2 separate regions of the Homo sapiens genome follow, and region 1 is linked to region 2. Evidence: chromatin loops called from intact Hi-C (ENCODE). Cell type or tissue: Calu3. All regions are shown on one strand. Each heading gives the region's core, and the rest is flanking DNA. Links, peaks and the distances in the headings are about the cores only.

Evidence for each region. Hi-C counts contacts between places; a loop is a spot of excess contacts. Peaks named below come from ENCODE experiments on the same cell type or tissue, not always from the same donor. Only the 100,000 strongest peaks of a DNase experiment are listed, where the experiment ranks them.
Region 1: it touches region 2 in a loop (2.2-fold over the local background); 3 of 110 quality-filtered maps call a loop at or near these places.

Annotation. Positions count from the first base shown.
Region 1 is chr7:92,850,986-92,859,333 of GRCh38, forward strand. All of the region lies in intron 1 of CDK6-AS1 (CDK6 antisense RNA 1), which reads left to right. Among named protein-coding and RNA genes, the nearest start is that of CDK6, 19 kb to the left of the region's middle. In Calu3, for the core only: no CTCF peak of the experiment used is centred there; no DNase peak of the experiment used is centred there.
Region 2 is chr7:92,912,297-92,920,644 of GRCh38, forward strand. It overlaps CDK6-AS1 (CDK6 antisense RNA 1), which reads left to right. Exons shown (of 2, transcript NR_110088.1): 2 at 4,541-4,891. Among named protein-coding and RNA genes, the nearest start is that of CDK6, 80 kb to the left of the region's middle. In Calu3, for the core only: no CTCF peak of the experiment used is centred there; a DNase peak (open chromatin) is centred at 4,775.

The DNA of each region.
Region 1 (8,348 bases), core at 318-8,317, 61 kb before region 2:
AAATTCAAAATAGTATACATAATAGAAACAGCATGTGGGGAAGCATATAGAACAATGTGGTAAGTGACCATTTTTTACATTATCATAAACATCCTATACATTTGAAGAACGTAGAAAGCACAGTAGTCACCAGACTGTAAGAATCCGAAGGTAGCAAAAAGAATGCTCATGATCAGAATGGTTCGGGGGTGGTTTTATGCACCTTCTGCTTTTATAAGGATATAACTTTAGATATACTGTGTATTTAAGTAATATGTATTTAACTATTGCCCTTTAAAATATTACATATCCAATCAGGTTGTTTTTATTTCAGCTGGATTAATCTTATGTATGCCCAATTCCATATTCCAAACAACCCTAAAAACCTCAGTTAAAAAAAAAATCGCTGGAATGCTTCAATACTAGATTTGAAGATAATAGTAGCAGCTGGAGTAGAAGGAGCAGAAAGCTGCTTTCTACCCCAAAATAAAACATTCTTTCTCTTTGATGATTCTTTTTCTTTCTTTTCCAGTAACTCTACTTTTTTTTTAGAATTGTTTTGAAAGTAGCACATTCAGGTATAGATTCATTTATTCATTCATTCGATAAATATCTACTGGGTATCAACCCTGTGCCAGCTCTAGACTAAGCACTGGGACATGTTATAAGAAACTTTTAATGTGGCACTGGACTTCAGGAGAGATCTCAAGGCTAAAAATATAGGATTGGGGGTTAGGTAAATGGTGGTAATAGTGCCTTTAAGGCATATGGAAATGGAGAGAGTTAAGTGAAGAGACATCTGTATATTGAGGTGAAGAGGAGGGGAGGGTAGATGAGACCAGTTTGTAGTTGATTGCTTCAGAAAGTCGTTGCATGAATGGTATAGAAAAGATACAAAAGGCTTTGGGTAAGTGAGTAAGAATGATTGTAGAGCTGTTAGGGAGAATGTTCCCAGCAATGAATCAGAGGATTGTTGTTGGCGTTTCCAGCACAGTGGAAGCTAGCATCAGTATGTTATAGTGAGCCAGGGCAGTCCCAGGTTTTCTCCAGCAATGCTCATCAGCAAAAGCAGAAAAATTAGAGAGTGTGTATGATGTAAGTTTGCCCACTGATATGGTGGGTAATGAGAACTGAGACTCGGTGTTAGAAAGGATGATAAAAAGGGCTGAAAAGAAGAAACTAGAAGAACCTTCCTTTTTATAGAAAGTTAATGGATGCATTAAACTATGAGGGTTTTAGTGTTTATCGAACTTGGTGAGCAGAAAACAAAGAGGGAGATGGGAAGGTGGAGAGGTACAGTGGTAGAACCGTGATTGTGTGTGGAGAATGAATATTCTTAGCACTGGTAATAATTAAATTCAGCGAATGATCTTGCTGGTGCATCACTCAGGTTGGGTGGGGTTGGAGGATTACAGGTAGCAAGATTATGGGATTATATAGTTGAGGTATCTCATGGGTCCCTAGCATGAATTTTGAAGTTGTCAGAGGTCACGATGAAGAATAACGGTGTGGAGGAAAATCAAAAGCCACGTGCTGCATTAATTTAGAAAGTGGAAGTGGGTCTCATAGGAGTTCAGTAAACAGCAGCCATGGTGCCTTTAAGGTGGTAGAACAAAGAACCAGTGTAAATTTTAAATGAGAAGAAAGAAATGGACAATTTGGTAGTGAGTAGTTTAAAGGTTTAAAGTGTGGACTTGTGAATTACTGGAAGAAAAATCCCAAGAGGGCCAGAATTTATTTTGAAGACACTCATATACTCTATTCTAATCAGACAACCATATTTTTTTTTACCAGACTCATTTAAATCAATATTAATTGTTGTTGATTTGGTTATTCATCATTATAGATATTGTCTCTGGTAAGAAAAAGGTGTTATTTTATTCTGCCTTCATTCCTTTCTGGCAGTGTTTTGTAGTATTTCTTCATAGTTCCCGGCCTTAAAAAATGTCAGTTTGTGGGAGGATATACTTTTCCAAATATCAGATATCCTAAGTTTTTCATATATATCAAGACTGTGATCCAATTGGTAGAACCACTAAACTAGAGAGCATGTTATTTTTCAAATCATCTGTATCTAAAAAGAAAACACTGTATTCTTCCTAATATTTTCTCCCTGAATACCAACATTTATTTAATCTCACTCATGTAATCATACTCTTGGACTAGTTCTCCGAACTACCGTTATATTAACTATGTAAACTGTAACAGATACAATTATTAAATTACCTTTTGCATTAGAATAGAGAACATCCCTTTCTACGATTTTCTTGATGTATAAATAATGGCCTGATAACTTCACAGACACACTAGTATATTCACAGATACTCTGGTCATTGCAAAGCCGGTTCCTCACCCCTGTAGCTAAATAATTTCTATACAAAGCACACTGAATGCTATTTAAATCACAAGTCTCTTCCAAGAAATTTCTTCTCTTCCTAGAAAATTATTTAGTAGGGGCAGTATATGGCAGCAGTAAAGGTTAATGTTAACAAACCCCTGTCCTTTACAGTTAAGTGCTAAAAGGCAGGTGTTCTCACATTTATTATACTTCTATTGTGCTTTCCATCACTAATGTAACACTTATCTGAAAATCGATAATTTTGAAAGATTTCACAGCTGCAGTATTCTTTGTGCTTTATCACTAAGAACAAACAAACCCTATTCATTCAGTGGGATGAACTTATTACTTTTCAATCCTTATTTAAGTAAACCTGGTCTATGGAATTCCGAAGTAAGATATTACTGCTTTCCTACTTTCCTTCCTGCAGCGTTAATTCTCCTTTGGAAGACAGTCATCTTGCCTGCTGTATCCATCTCTTAGTCTAACTCTTGTTTGATATAAGATCAAAAGGCGTTCGTTTTCTGTATCAATTAGGCAGGCTGTCTTGTCTCAATGAGATTAAGTAGCCTCTGAAGAGAAGTGACACCAGGGAGGAGGTAGATGAGCTGATAATTAACATACAATATGGCTGTCTTAATTCTTTCGAAATGATAGTTTGCCTAGTCTGATGTCTTTCTTTTATAATTGTGTCCGTGGCTCATTTGTTCAGGGCAACCAAGCAGCACACACCAGACCTGATAATCAGTGGTTTGGGTTTCTAATAAAGCTGGAAGGACACATCAATTCCTTCCTAGGCTTGACATTTTTTTTTCGTACTAGGGAAAGGCCCTAATATTTTCTTGTTTCTTAGATTTTTTAAGGACATTCATGAAGTACCAGAATATTTTATTCCAAATAAATTATAAATGCAATACCCAGTATTAACTCCCAAGTTTCTTAAAGAAAATGTTATCAAAAGCAATTGTTGAGCCCCAGACAAAGCTATGTAAGCAGGGTATCAGTCCTTCTATAGGTAGACTCTGCCTAGAAGCCTGAGTTTTTATAGCCTGAGTTTTCCGCAGTCATATTTAACCATGTTTCTTGAGATAAGACTTTAATTATCTCATTACAGAAAGTGAAGCAGTGTTTTCAAAGGAGCAAACAAAACACTGGTATTTATTAACAACATTTTCTTTCAGTGTATTTCCTCTCACTTCACTTTCAGAGATTTTCTAGCCAGTTGCTTCTCTAAGAAAAGATTGTTAGGTACAAATTCCCTGAGTTTAGCTCCCTTGCCATCATCAGACTTCTAGGCTTAAACCTATTTTTATCTACTTCCTATTATCCCAGAGGCAACATTTCTACCCCTTTCCAAGTCTCAGCCTTCAATCTGTGCCCACACATTCTGGCTTCCTCCGCCATCCCCTGCTCTCGTGCTTTTTTTTCTGGCCGTATGTGTGCTCAAGACATTACAGAAGTTAAAACAAGTGATCCAAACAACCATTCTTTATCTAACCCAGCTTCTTTTCTTACTAGGTTAATGCCTTACATTTCTCCATCATCAAATTCTTAAGAAAGATATTTACATGACTTATTCTAATCATTAGTTCTATTCTCTTTGCAGTCCACCCCTGGCTGGTTTCTGCTTCCACCTGCTGATCTCACAGAGGTGAGGTGATAACAGTGATGAAACAAAATCTTCAAACCACAGCACAGTAAGAAGATGCCGAGTTTATATGTGGACACTGCTTTTGTGACTATGACTATTGTTGTGGGTTTCCTTGCTTTCCATCTCGCCAGTTCCCTTCTTGACATTGTACAGCTATTTCCTTTGTAATACAGAAACTCTCTTACAGAATATTTCCACAGCTGGCTTTCATCACTTCTTGATAGGTACCTAAATATTTCAGTTTTTTCCACTTTATTTTCCTTTAACAATAACTGCTGCCCAATTAAATAATTCATCTTTTCCCCTGTATAAGTATTTGTGGTACTGAATGAATGTTTATCAAGCACCATTTGGAATCTCCTATTTTCTCTGGCTTGGCTTTTTCACAGACTCTTGGTCTCAATTACACATGGCAGTTTGAATTAAGTGTATTTAACCATTTTAAAATTAAGAATGAGTTTAGAGTTTGTTTTAGAATTTTTTCTACCCCATAGAGATGATTGTGTGTAAATTAAAGACTAACTTTAAAATCCAAGAGTTTCTTTGTTGTATAATAGTTAGATCGTGCACATTTATAAATAACATTCAGAAGCGTGACACAGAAAAGCAAACATTATGCTTTAAAATGTTCACAAATGATAATAATAACAATGTTTATTTTCTGCTTACTATGAGGTAGGTGCATAACTAAGTTCTTTATGGGCATTAATTTATTTACTCTTTTCATCAGCCCTAGAAGTTTGGAATTTTATTATTCGTTCCAGAAAGGTTACAAAACTTGCCCTAGATAGCTCAAAACTGGTGAAGTTGGGATTCTCAAGTCTCACCCCTGCATCATATGCCATTCTGCCTCTCCAAGGATGTCTACACATCAGTGAGTTTGATAAAACAAATACTAACATGGCTTCTTGATTCTAAGATACTATCAAGTGTAAGCTGTACCACCTATTTAATATTATCTTTCCAGGATAAAGTGAATCACTACCAACAGTATGTGTGTGTGCGTATGTGTGTGTGTGTGTTATAGATATATCACACTATATTTAGTCTCTTGGTCTCAAATTATGATTTTTGGTATTGAGAACATGTATGTCTTAATTTTTTCATACAGATGGAAATTTTCAAATATTGAAATATATAAAATATTTAAGTATATACTTACTATATTATATACATAATGCATATTATGTATGTGGGGCAGTATATACCCAACATGCATATTATATATATAATATAGTAAGTATATACTTAAATATTTTATATATAACTAGAAACATAATATGCATTATGTATATAATATAGTAAGTATATACTTAAATATTTTATATTTATACATAATATGCATTATGTATATAATATATTATGTAATAATATGTAATTATATAATAATTATACTATGTAATAATATATGCTTAAGTGTATTATGTATTATACATAAATATAGAAATTAGTATCCCTTTCCTCTCATTTTACCCTCTATTTTAAGTCTTTATTCTACATAATGGTGAAAAAATTAATCTTGTTGATTTTAAGGGAGCTCAGTTTTTACAATTTTATTTTAAAATCCTCAATCAGGATTGATTTCTGCGCACTTTTCCTTAAGTTACATCTGAGTTTCTGGAGGTTTGTGCTAAATTTACGCAATAACCAGGAAGGGGATATTTGCTCTTCATTTGTCCTTGATCTTCCACTGGCATCTGCTGAGAGAGAAATTCCATATGGTTTTTGGTTGTCTGCCTCTATCCCTTTGGCCTATGTTAGGAGACCACAACCTTACAGAATTCCTGGTTATGAAGACTATAAACTACCTCCTCCTTTTTCCAACCATCAGGATTCTGGGATCTGATGGCCTCCTTTCAGTCACATATACACCTCTCTTTGGGGTACAGTGGCTGTCAGTTGTTCTCTGGTATCACACTGCGGGTGCTCGAGGCTACTCCTAAACTCCACCTCACTTAGCCCCTGGAACTTCATTCTGGTTTGAACCCTGGGGAGAAGTGGAGTAAGGCTCCTTCCTAGCTCTCTTATCTGCCCGTGGTATAACAACCAAGACCTCTCCTTGTAGGGGCAGAAAAACTCACCCTTTTATTGTTAGATACTACTCTTATCTCTATGGTATAAACTTTATGGACCAAGTTCTTCAGGGTTTTGGCTTTTTATATTCAGTGCCAAACTTTTAGTGCTCAAAACACTTCTTTTTCAAAAAACTGGGCTATCTGAAATCAAAAGCTCATTGGCTTTCAAGACTAAGTCCTCTGTTGTAAATTTTTTAAAAGCCTATTGCCTTCTTTGTTTTTCCTCATGATAACTTGTGCCCTGCTTTCTCTGGGACAAATAAATGTTCCCCAGAGGCTGTGAATGCTATTTGCTCTGGAGGTAGTGATCACCAAGACAACAGCAAAAAACTTGGTTAATATCTCCATATGTAATTCCTCCACATATATTAAAATATAAAAGTATATAACATATAAATATAATCATACAACATATATTAATATAAATAACTACAAAATTTATGATTTTATATATTATATATAATTTATGTGTAACAAGTATAGGTATATAATTTTTTCTGCCTTCTTATGTGAAGACAAGTGTTATCAGGAGAACCTGGACCGGGATAATGGCAATAAGAGTAGTGTTAAAAAAAAAAAAAGATACATACTAGAGATATGTCAAAGAAAGAGTGGTTGCAACTTAGCAATAATGTGAAGACATGGCACTGTCTACATTGGTGGGAATGTTTATATTAGAGAGACTAGACAGATTTTGGCAAACCACCTTACCTTTCTTTGCTATTACAGAAATGGCCTTGGAGGATAACGAACCTTAGAAACAGGTTTCAGAATTTTTCTATTCCTTAAAATCTGCTATGCTTTGAATGTTTGTCTCCTCTAAAACTCATGTTGAAATTTAACTGTTATTGTCACAGGCAATGATGAGACCATTTAAGAGGTTATTTGGCCAAAAGAACTTCGCCCTCATCAGTGGGATTGATGCCTTTATAAAAGAGAGGGTTTGGCCCCTTTTGCTTCTTTGTTCTTGAGCTCTTATGCCATGTGAAGAACAGCATTCCTCACTCCTGAAGGATGCTGCATTCAAGGCACCAGCTTGGAAGCAGAGACTGGGCCCTCATACCAAACATGCTGGCACCTTGATCTTGAACTGTCCAGCCTCCAGAACTGTGAGAAATAAATTTCTGCTCTTTATAAATTACCCAGTTTCAGGTATTCTGTGGTAGCAGCACAAAACAAAGACACAGCCACATTATACTCAACAAGTATTTATTGAGCATGTATTACATGAAAATCTTTGAATAAAGTGTTTCAAAGAATTCAGAGATGATTAAAACACATGCTTGAGCCGAAAGTCATAGAGTAGGGACTAAGTATATATTGTACTTCAAAGAATATAAAGGACGCTTCATAAAGCCCAAAAGTGCTTGATCAGAGAAGCGTTTTGTAAATTACAGAGACTTAGAATTTAGGGATCTTATTAGTAATAATATAATTATATTGGACTTCGAAGACATCAGGGAGCCAGCAAGGAATAAGCTCCCAAATTACAAAATAACTAAAGTTAGAACTAAATATGCAATCAAATTAGAAAAAAATGAAAAGTTATGATGTCAAGTATGACATGGTAAAGAGCAGTGACATAGGCAAGCTTACATCCTGCTGCTGGTGGTGTCTTGCCATCATTCTGGAAAATCATTTTTTACTCATGAGTCAAAATCCTTAAACAAGTTTGACCAAAGGAAATAATCTGCTAAATGTGCAGAAATGTATTTACAAAGGCTTTTATCACAACAAAATTAGGAAAAGTCCAGGTTAAATACCTTGTGTAGTATTATAATGGACATTTACCTACCTGAAATTGGCCAAATAAGTTTTCTCAGAATTGCCCCTTCACCCACCTCTTTCCACTTAATTGACTTGGGGCTGTTATATAACTTTCTAGTAAAGTACAACTGATTGGTCTAATTGATGGCATTGTCCAGGAAATTTAGAAAATAGCAAGAGTTTGGGAGGCTGAGGCGGGCGGATCACGAGGTCAGGAGATCAAGACCATCCTGGCCAACATGGTGAAACCCTGTCTCTACTAAAATACAAAAAAATTAACTGGGCGTGGTGGCGTGCGCCTGTAGTCCCAGCTACTTGGGAGGCTGAGGCAGGGGAATTGCTTGAAACCAGGAGGTGGAGGTTGCAGTGAGCTGAGATCGCGCCACTGCACTCCAGCCTGGTGACAGAGCGAGACTCTGTCCAAAAAAAAAAAAAAAGAAAAAATAGCAAGAGCAAGAATAGAAGCCATCCTTTGTACAAGAAGGAGAAAAACACCAGGCACTGTGTGTGTGGCTGTATCAAGAACACACAAGAACAC
Region 2 (8,348 bases), core at 70-8,069:
CATGAAGGGAACTAATATATATTGGGTGTCTATATCAGAAGCTATACTAGCCCTTTAACCACATTAAGGCAGTAATTCAAATAATACTGCTATCAACTCTATAAACTAGGTGATATCACTGATATTTTATAGTTGAAGCTAGGAGACGTTAACTAAGATATCTACAATGAGTTGCAAAAATTTCTGAGGAATGTATAAGTAGGTAATTTGTAAGTAGTTGTAAGTAGTTAATGCCACTTGCAAGTTGTAGTTAACTCTTTTGTAATCAGTCTGATGGTACAGCCATTTCTATTATTTCTCCAAGAATATAACACAGGCAGAGTAGCTGAGAGCTTAAGAGTTTAGGCTTTGATCTGGGTTCAAATCTGTGCCCTACCACTTTCTATCTATATAATGGGAAATGGATTTAATATTCCCAAGCTACAGTTTTCTCATAAAATAATAATAAGAATACCTTATAGGGTTGTTGTGAGGATTATATGAGATAACACATATAAAATCATAGCATATTTCCATGTAAGGGCACAATACATAGTGGTTTTTATTAATATTATTGCAGGTGAGTGGTAGAGCCAAGATTTTTTGGACTCATTTGTCTTAGTATCTTACAGGGCTTAGAGTAGTATATAGTCTTCAGAAGAGAGAGTTGTCACACAGCACAGAGAAAGTGTTAACAAAGAATATTTAGGAATAGTTAAGCAAGTAAAGGGTCTTCTTAGGCCTAGAGAATGGCAATATTGACAACATATGTACCTAAAAGTATGAAAGGAAAATATCAGAGTTTGATATTTTTGGTGGTTTGCTTCAAAAATACCAATAAATAAATTGCAATGCAGTGAGAGATTATTTTTTAATCTGATGACAGTGCATGACTTCAATTGGGTCAGAGAAAACTAGATGTTCAGATTGGAGGCTGAGGCTTGGATGAGAGGGGATAAAGTCCTGCTCCAGGGTGGCAAAGGTAACAAAAGAAAGGCATAGATTTCAGAGACATCATGAAAGAAGATGCAGGCTCAACAAAGTATCCTGAGTATCTACCATGGGATAGGTGTCATGCTAGGAGCCTGTGTGGTTTTCTCATTGATTTGAAGGTGACAAACTGAGGCTCTGAGAGACTAAGTGATTTTCTTAGCGTCACAGAACTAATAACAGATTTAACGTGGGGTTCTAATTCCAAGGCCAGCTTTGATTTTTAAATATACCTCAACTACCTCTCTTGGAGTCAATGACAAATTGGACGTGGAAGAAAGATGAGGGGGGAAGCAAGATAATTGAGAGCATAATAATACCATGAGAAGTCAAGAAGTGAACATGCACTAGCATGCATATATATACATGCACACACACACACATACACACACATACACTGTCCCATCCTCCCTATTATGGTCTGAATGTTGGCATCTCCCTCAAATTCATACGTTGGAACCTAGCACCCAGTATGATAGTATTAAGAAGTGAGAGTCTTTTGGGAATAAAGTTACGAGGGCTCTGTCTTCATGAATGGGATTAGTGCTTCTTATAAAGGAGGTTGAAGGGAGCCGCCTTGCCCATACTGCCATGTGAAGACGAAGCAACAAGGTGTCATCTGTAAAGCAGAGATTCCTCACCAGACACTGAATCTGCTGGTGCCTTGATCTTGGACTTCCCAACCTCTGGGACTGTGAGAAATAAATGTGTATTTTTGTAAGTCTGTAAGTCAGCCTTCAATATGAGCATCCAGTTTTCTCTGACCCTATTGAAATTATGCACTGTCATCACATTAAAAAACAATCTCTCACTGCATTGCAATTTATTTACTGGTATTTTTGAGCACCCAGTGTAAGGTATTTTGTTATAGCAGTCTGAATGGACTAAGACACTCCCAAATATATAACAACATACAGAGATTCTCTAGTTAATATCCGTAATCACACAGAATCCATAAATCTCTTATCCGACAGCAATGTTTTGAAATAAACTTGTGTAGTATGCCTCCCAAAAAGAACCAAATACAAATAGATATAGTAAAGGTATATGGCCAATTTTTATGGAACAGTTACCAAATCATAGCCCTGTGGTTACATGCATTATGTCATTTAATCACAATAACCCTGTGAGGGTCTTATGAGGTAGGTATTCTCATTGAACCCATTTTACAAAAAAATGGGAGATGTTGCTTCTAGCTAGTGTTCTCTGTTCCTATCTCCTAGGTACAGTATACATTTTTTAGTTGTTCACCTCTTTTTCTCTGTTATTTATTTTACCTTTCTTCCTGCAGATTTACCCTTTTAGAATATGCCCATCAATTTTTACTACCAGTCCCAAAATAGAGCTTCTCTTTTTAGCTCCCCCCCCAGTCCTGAGCATCTTCTCACTCCACTTGGGAAGCTGAAAACCTCACAGGCCATGTTTTATGGATGCCTGGACACCCCCAGTGTGGGCAATAAAGCTCTTTATACAGAGGATGGAATTATGGCTCAATATCTATTTGGGCTGGCTGTTCCTGGAACCAGAGATAGTTTATTTATGACTAACGAAAACTTACTAATCTGTCTTCAAGTGACAAGTGACAGAAACCCAGCCGAAACTTAAGCAAAGGAAAAAGTCATTTGGTTGACTGGAACTAAGAAGAATCAAAGAGGAGCTGGAATCAGACACTATCCCAAATCTCTCTCTGTCTTTCTCTCTCTTCCCATATCTCTCTCTCACTTAGAGGATTGTCAACAATAAGAAAAATACAACCTATCTTCCACTGGCTTAAGAAATAAGTCCTTCATTTCCTTCAAGTGTTTGTTCAAATCTCACTTCTTCAGTGAAGCCAAATTCTCACTTTATTCAACATCAAAACCTGTCCCTTTGATCCTAGCATTCTTGATTCTTTTTGCCATGCTCCTCTTATCAATTTTTTTCTGCTTACTATTTCCTAACATACTATAGAATTTTCTTACTTAACGTTTTTAGTTTATTATAATCTCTCTTGGCTAGAATGTGAGTTCCACAAGGGTAGGGATCTTGTGTTTTGTTCACTGAGCTACTTCAGACACCTAGAATAGGGTCTGGGACATGGTAGATGCTCAACAAATATGATTGCATGAATGAAAGGGAATCTATTATCTTACATAAGAAGAAATCTCAAGTTGAGTGGACCCAGGATTGTTGGTTCAATGGCTCAATGACATAATTTAAAACCATACTTTTTCCATCTTTCCTGTCTGCCATCCTCAGCACTTCAGCTAGGCCTCTTAGGCTGGCTCTTTTCATGTTCGCAAGATGGCTGCTGCAGTTCCAAGTATCACATGTTGACAAGTATCACAGGTTGATAAGACATATGCGGCAACAGCAGAAGGACGGTTGCTAGCTGCTTCTTTTCTGACTCTATTTTTTTTCTTTAATCAGTGAAAAGTCATATATTATTTTTTAAAAGCCACACTTGCATATATAACAACTGAAGTTAAGATAACTGGTTATAGTTGCATTAGTTTCTAAGCTAACCCTTACAAACAAGAATACTTATTCTTTTTTTTTTTTTGAGATGGAGTCTCGCTCTGTCACCCAGGCTGGAGTGCAGTGGCGTGATCTCGGCTCACTGCAACCTCTGCCTCCTGGGTTCACGCCATTCTCCCGCCTCAGCCTCCTGAGTAGCTGGGACTACAGGCGCCTGCCACCATGCCTGGCTAATTTTTTTGAAGAACACTTATTCTTAATATAAGTTACTCAAGTGCAACCATGTGTTAGTTTTGGAAGAAATAAGTCAATGTAAATGTATGAAATGTTAGGAAGGCATTTCTAGGTATAGTAAGTGTAATAATTCAACATTGCTTTTGAAAAGTATAATAGCTAGAAAAATTACTTTTAAAAATCTATAGTAGTTTCTTATTTTGATAAAATTCTTAGAAATAAAACATGAGGAGATCTGCCATGAAGATGACTAATGGGAAGGTGTTCTTGATTATATTAAAGTAAGGCAAAGTATCTTTAAAAACTGTGAAAATGTATTTTAAAATACAAATTTTCTATATGGTATAATATAGCCAAAATATATGAGAGACAATTTATTTGTTTTTTGGCTTAATCGATGGAATGCATATTTTATTTAACCTATGTTATAGGTCAAATGGATTAAAAAATTAACTTTTGCTAAGAAGATGAGACAGTGGTAAGGGGTCTGTTGAACTCATTTAATATTGCTGTTTGAAAAAATAAAGAGTATATGGTGTAAAAATATTAATTTAAAAATGGACTATATTGGTTGTAATCTTGTTCAACATTATCTGTAAGCCTCATGCTTATAAAATCTGAAGCAAGAATAACTACAGATCACCCTGTTAATCCTTTGGGCATTCCTAGTTGAATTAAGTTTGTCCTTGTTAAAGAAATTATCTTTGTTTTTTTTCCCCCTCAGGCATGCATGTAAAACAGTTCCTGTCTCAATGTATGCCTTAGGCAAAAAGTTCAGTGCTCAATTACCTGCTGTCTGAAGTCTCATATTTTGCAGCAAGCAAGTGAAATAGCATTTTAATCAGAAGTCTTGACCTCTGCTCTTCTTTTCCCTTCACAGCACTGCAAGCTATTTGGCATATGAAGGTCTTGACCTGAGAAAACCATCTTGGATAACTGCAGCAAGGAAAAGGAAAAATGCAACACCTAGGAGATTTCAGTAAACAGTAGAATCATGCCAACCTAATCTGTGTTAAAATGCTTGGAATGTGGGAGCCGCTGATGATGCCTCTTGTCTGTGTGTCTGACTGAATCCTTTCTTTTCTCAGAGCAGCAAAGCAAAGCCTGGGAACCAGGCCAAATGCCTGCCACTTACCTTAAATTGATCAGCCACTTTGAGATTAAAACCCCTGAAAGCTGCCACACCGTGAAAACAAGGCCTCCTTCACATTAAAGGCAAATTGCGACTTTGGGTTTGCTGTGATCTTTTTTCCATTTTATCCAGTTTTTCACAGTGCACTTTTTTCCCCCTTTCCATTTATGCTCCAATATAGAAGCCAATAGTTACAGCATCTTGGCCAAGCATTCATTAAGGTTTATAAGAACAAAATTTATGGTTATTTAGGAGTTGGCACAAAGGCAGACTGTTGCTGGAAAAAGAAAAAGAAATACAGGTGGGAAATAGAAGCCTCCACAAAGGCCCACACTATACAGTAGTGTACTAGACTCTAGTAGTGGGCTGGGAGGAAAATGAAATAGTATTTGAAACCAGCTACTCTTCTATTCTGAATCATTCTCATTTATGGCTCTGCAGATTATTGAAACAAGTATACTGGTTATTCCAGGAGATTTTTCTGTCTTGGGTAAATGCTACCATTTACAGGAGCTGACAGTAGAGATAAATAGATGTGTGCCAATCTGAGTGATCTGGCAGTTTGGCTAAAGGATAAAGTGCATTTAAAAAAGAAATATATATATATATATAATTTCTATATTTATATATAGAAATATATATCTATATATTGCTATATAGATAGAATCATATATATGATATATATGACTCATATATGATTTTTATATATGATATATATATGATATATATATATGATATATATATATGATATATATATATATATGAGATATATATATATATATATATATATGATATATATATATATATATATATATATATGATATATATATATATAAGATCAGGATAAGGGCTTTCCCGTAAAGAGAAGAGTCACATTATCCTCCTTAGTGGACCTTACATAATGCTGAGCCTGTGTTCCCAAAAATCTAGGGTGTGGGTAAAACACACCCTTAATCTTAGAATTCGGGTAGTAATGTGGAATTCTGATGCAGGCTGGAAGGCTTTATTCTCCTTCAGGAAATACTGTTAATGATTCTTCTTCCTTTAAAAAAATACCCTGGCTTTCTTCACTAGGGGAATAAGAAAGCTCTTTGCCCTATCTTTTGCAATATTTATTAAGTAAGCCCTTTAAAAATATAGTTTAGTTTCTACTCATTGTTGTCTAAGAACTACCTAGAGTACTATCATTTATTGAAAAAATATACAGCTTCAGTGTTTCATGATGTAAACTGTTCCTAAAATATCACTTATTTTAGCTGCACTGGTAACTCACTATGTGACTTGGGGCAGGTTAATTTACATGTTCAGCCATCTCCCATTCTCAAATAGGAATACTAATAACGATTATAATAATAAAACATACTATTCCACTGTGATGAGGTAGACTGTGATGAAGTATTTGCTTCTACTTCCATAACTTTGCATATGCTAGAATATTTTACCCTTTCCTCCCCATGAAATTAAGTTCATCAGTTTTACTGATACTGTTTTGAAAACCTTCCACCTGATTCTTTTTATTCCTGTTTATCAGCATCACTTCAACATGGATACACATACTGATATTTTGACCCGCATTTGTTCACAGGTTGCTCTGCAGCAGACCTATTTAATTGTGCATGGATATAAGTGATTCATCCTAACTATACATGCTTAAAGCTCCCCAGGGGAAAGGGGAATGACCTTCCTGATATCTCTCCACCATTCTTGTAACAGTCCTCTGTTCTGAAAAGACACTCATTAAATCTGGAAAATTGAAGATGCACAGAATCTTTTGTGTCATTTCATAAAATGCCAGCTACAACTCTGGATGCATGAGCACACATGTGACCATCACTTGCAAATAATACTGATTATTTCTGAGCCTGGGTTAGTCTGTTTAGCAATCATAATAAGACATTTGCCTTGTTTTGCAGAGTGTCAGAAAGCCACAGCCATGATAAAAGGAAACACAGAAAAAGCTATGGCTCAGTGTGTTGGTCAACTCTGTTTCTGCCCCTTTTTAACCAGTTTGTCTTATAAGTTTGTCGTTAAAATTTTCCATCACACCTAATAGACTTTTATCTTGATCATCAATTTTATAACTTCCAAGTCTTCATACTTCATATTTCCTATTAATTGTGATTGTTCTGTGTTTCTTTTTTTTCTATTTTTTTAAAAATTATCTTTAAGTTCTGGGGTGCATGTGCAGAACCTGCAGTTTTGTTACATAGGTATGCATGTGCCATGGTGGTTTGCTGCACCCGCGAATCCATCCACTACTTGAGGTATTTCTCCTAATGCTATCCCTCTCCTAGCCCCCCACCCCGACAGGCCCTGGTATGTGATGTTCCCCTCCCTATGTCTATGTATTCTCATTGTTCAACTCCCACTTATGAGTGAGAACATGTGGTGTTTGGTTTTCTGTTCTTGTGATAGTTTGCTAAGAATGATGGTTTCCAGCTTCATCCATGTCCCTACAAAGGACATGAACTCATCCTTTTTTATGGCTGCATAGTATTCCATGGTGTATATGTGCCACATTTTCTTTATCCAGTCTATCATTGATGGGCATTTGGGTTGGTTCCAAGTCTTTGCTATTGTGAATGGTGCCATAATAAACATATATGTGCATGTGTCTTTATAGTAGAATGATTTATAATCCTTTGGGTATATACCCAGTAATGGGATTGCTGGGTCAAATGGTATTTCTAGTTCTAGATCCTTGAGGAATCGCCACACTGTCTTCCACAATGGTTGAACTAATTTGCACTCACAGCAACAGTGTAAAAGCATTCCTATTTCTCCACATCCTCTCCATCATCTGTTGTTTCCTGACTTTTTAATGATTGCCATTCTAACAGGTGTGAGATGGTATCTTGTGGTTTTGATTTGCATTTCCCTACTGACCAGCGATGATGAACTTTTTTTCATATGTCTGTTGGCTGCATAAATGTCTTCTTTTGAGAAGGGTCTGTTCATATCCTTTGCCCACTTTTTGATGGGGTTGTTTTTTTCTTGTAAATTTGTTTAAGTTCTTTGTAGATTATGGATATTAGCCCTTTGTCAGATGGATAGATTGCAAAAATTTTCTCCCATTCTGTAGGTTGCCTGTTCACTCTGATGATAGTTTCTTTTGCTGTGCAGAAGCTCTTTAGTTTAATTAGATCCCATTTATCAGTTTTGGCTTTTGTTGCCATTGCTTTTGGTGTCATGAAGTCTTTGCCCATGCCTACGTCCTGAATGGTATTGCTCAGGATTTCTTCTAGGATTTTTATGGTCCTAGGAGGGACTCTTTGATCCATTTTGAGTTGATTTTTGTATAAGGTATAAGGAAGGAGTCCAGTTTCAGTTTTCTGCATATGGCTAGCCAATTTTCCCAACAATATTTATTAAATAGGGAATCTTTTCCCCATTGCTTGTTTGTGTCAGGTTTGTCAAAGATCAGATGGTTGTAGATATGTGTTGTTATTTCTGAGGCCTTTGTTCTGTTCCATGGGTCTATATATCTGTTTTGGTACCAGTACCATGCTGTTTTGGTTACTGTAGCATTATAGTATAGTTTGAAGTCAGGTAGCCT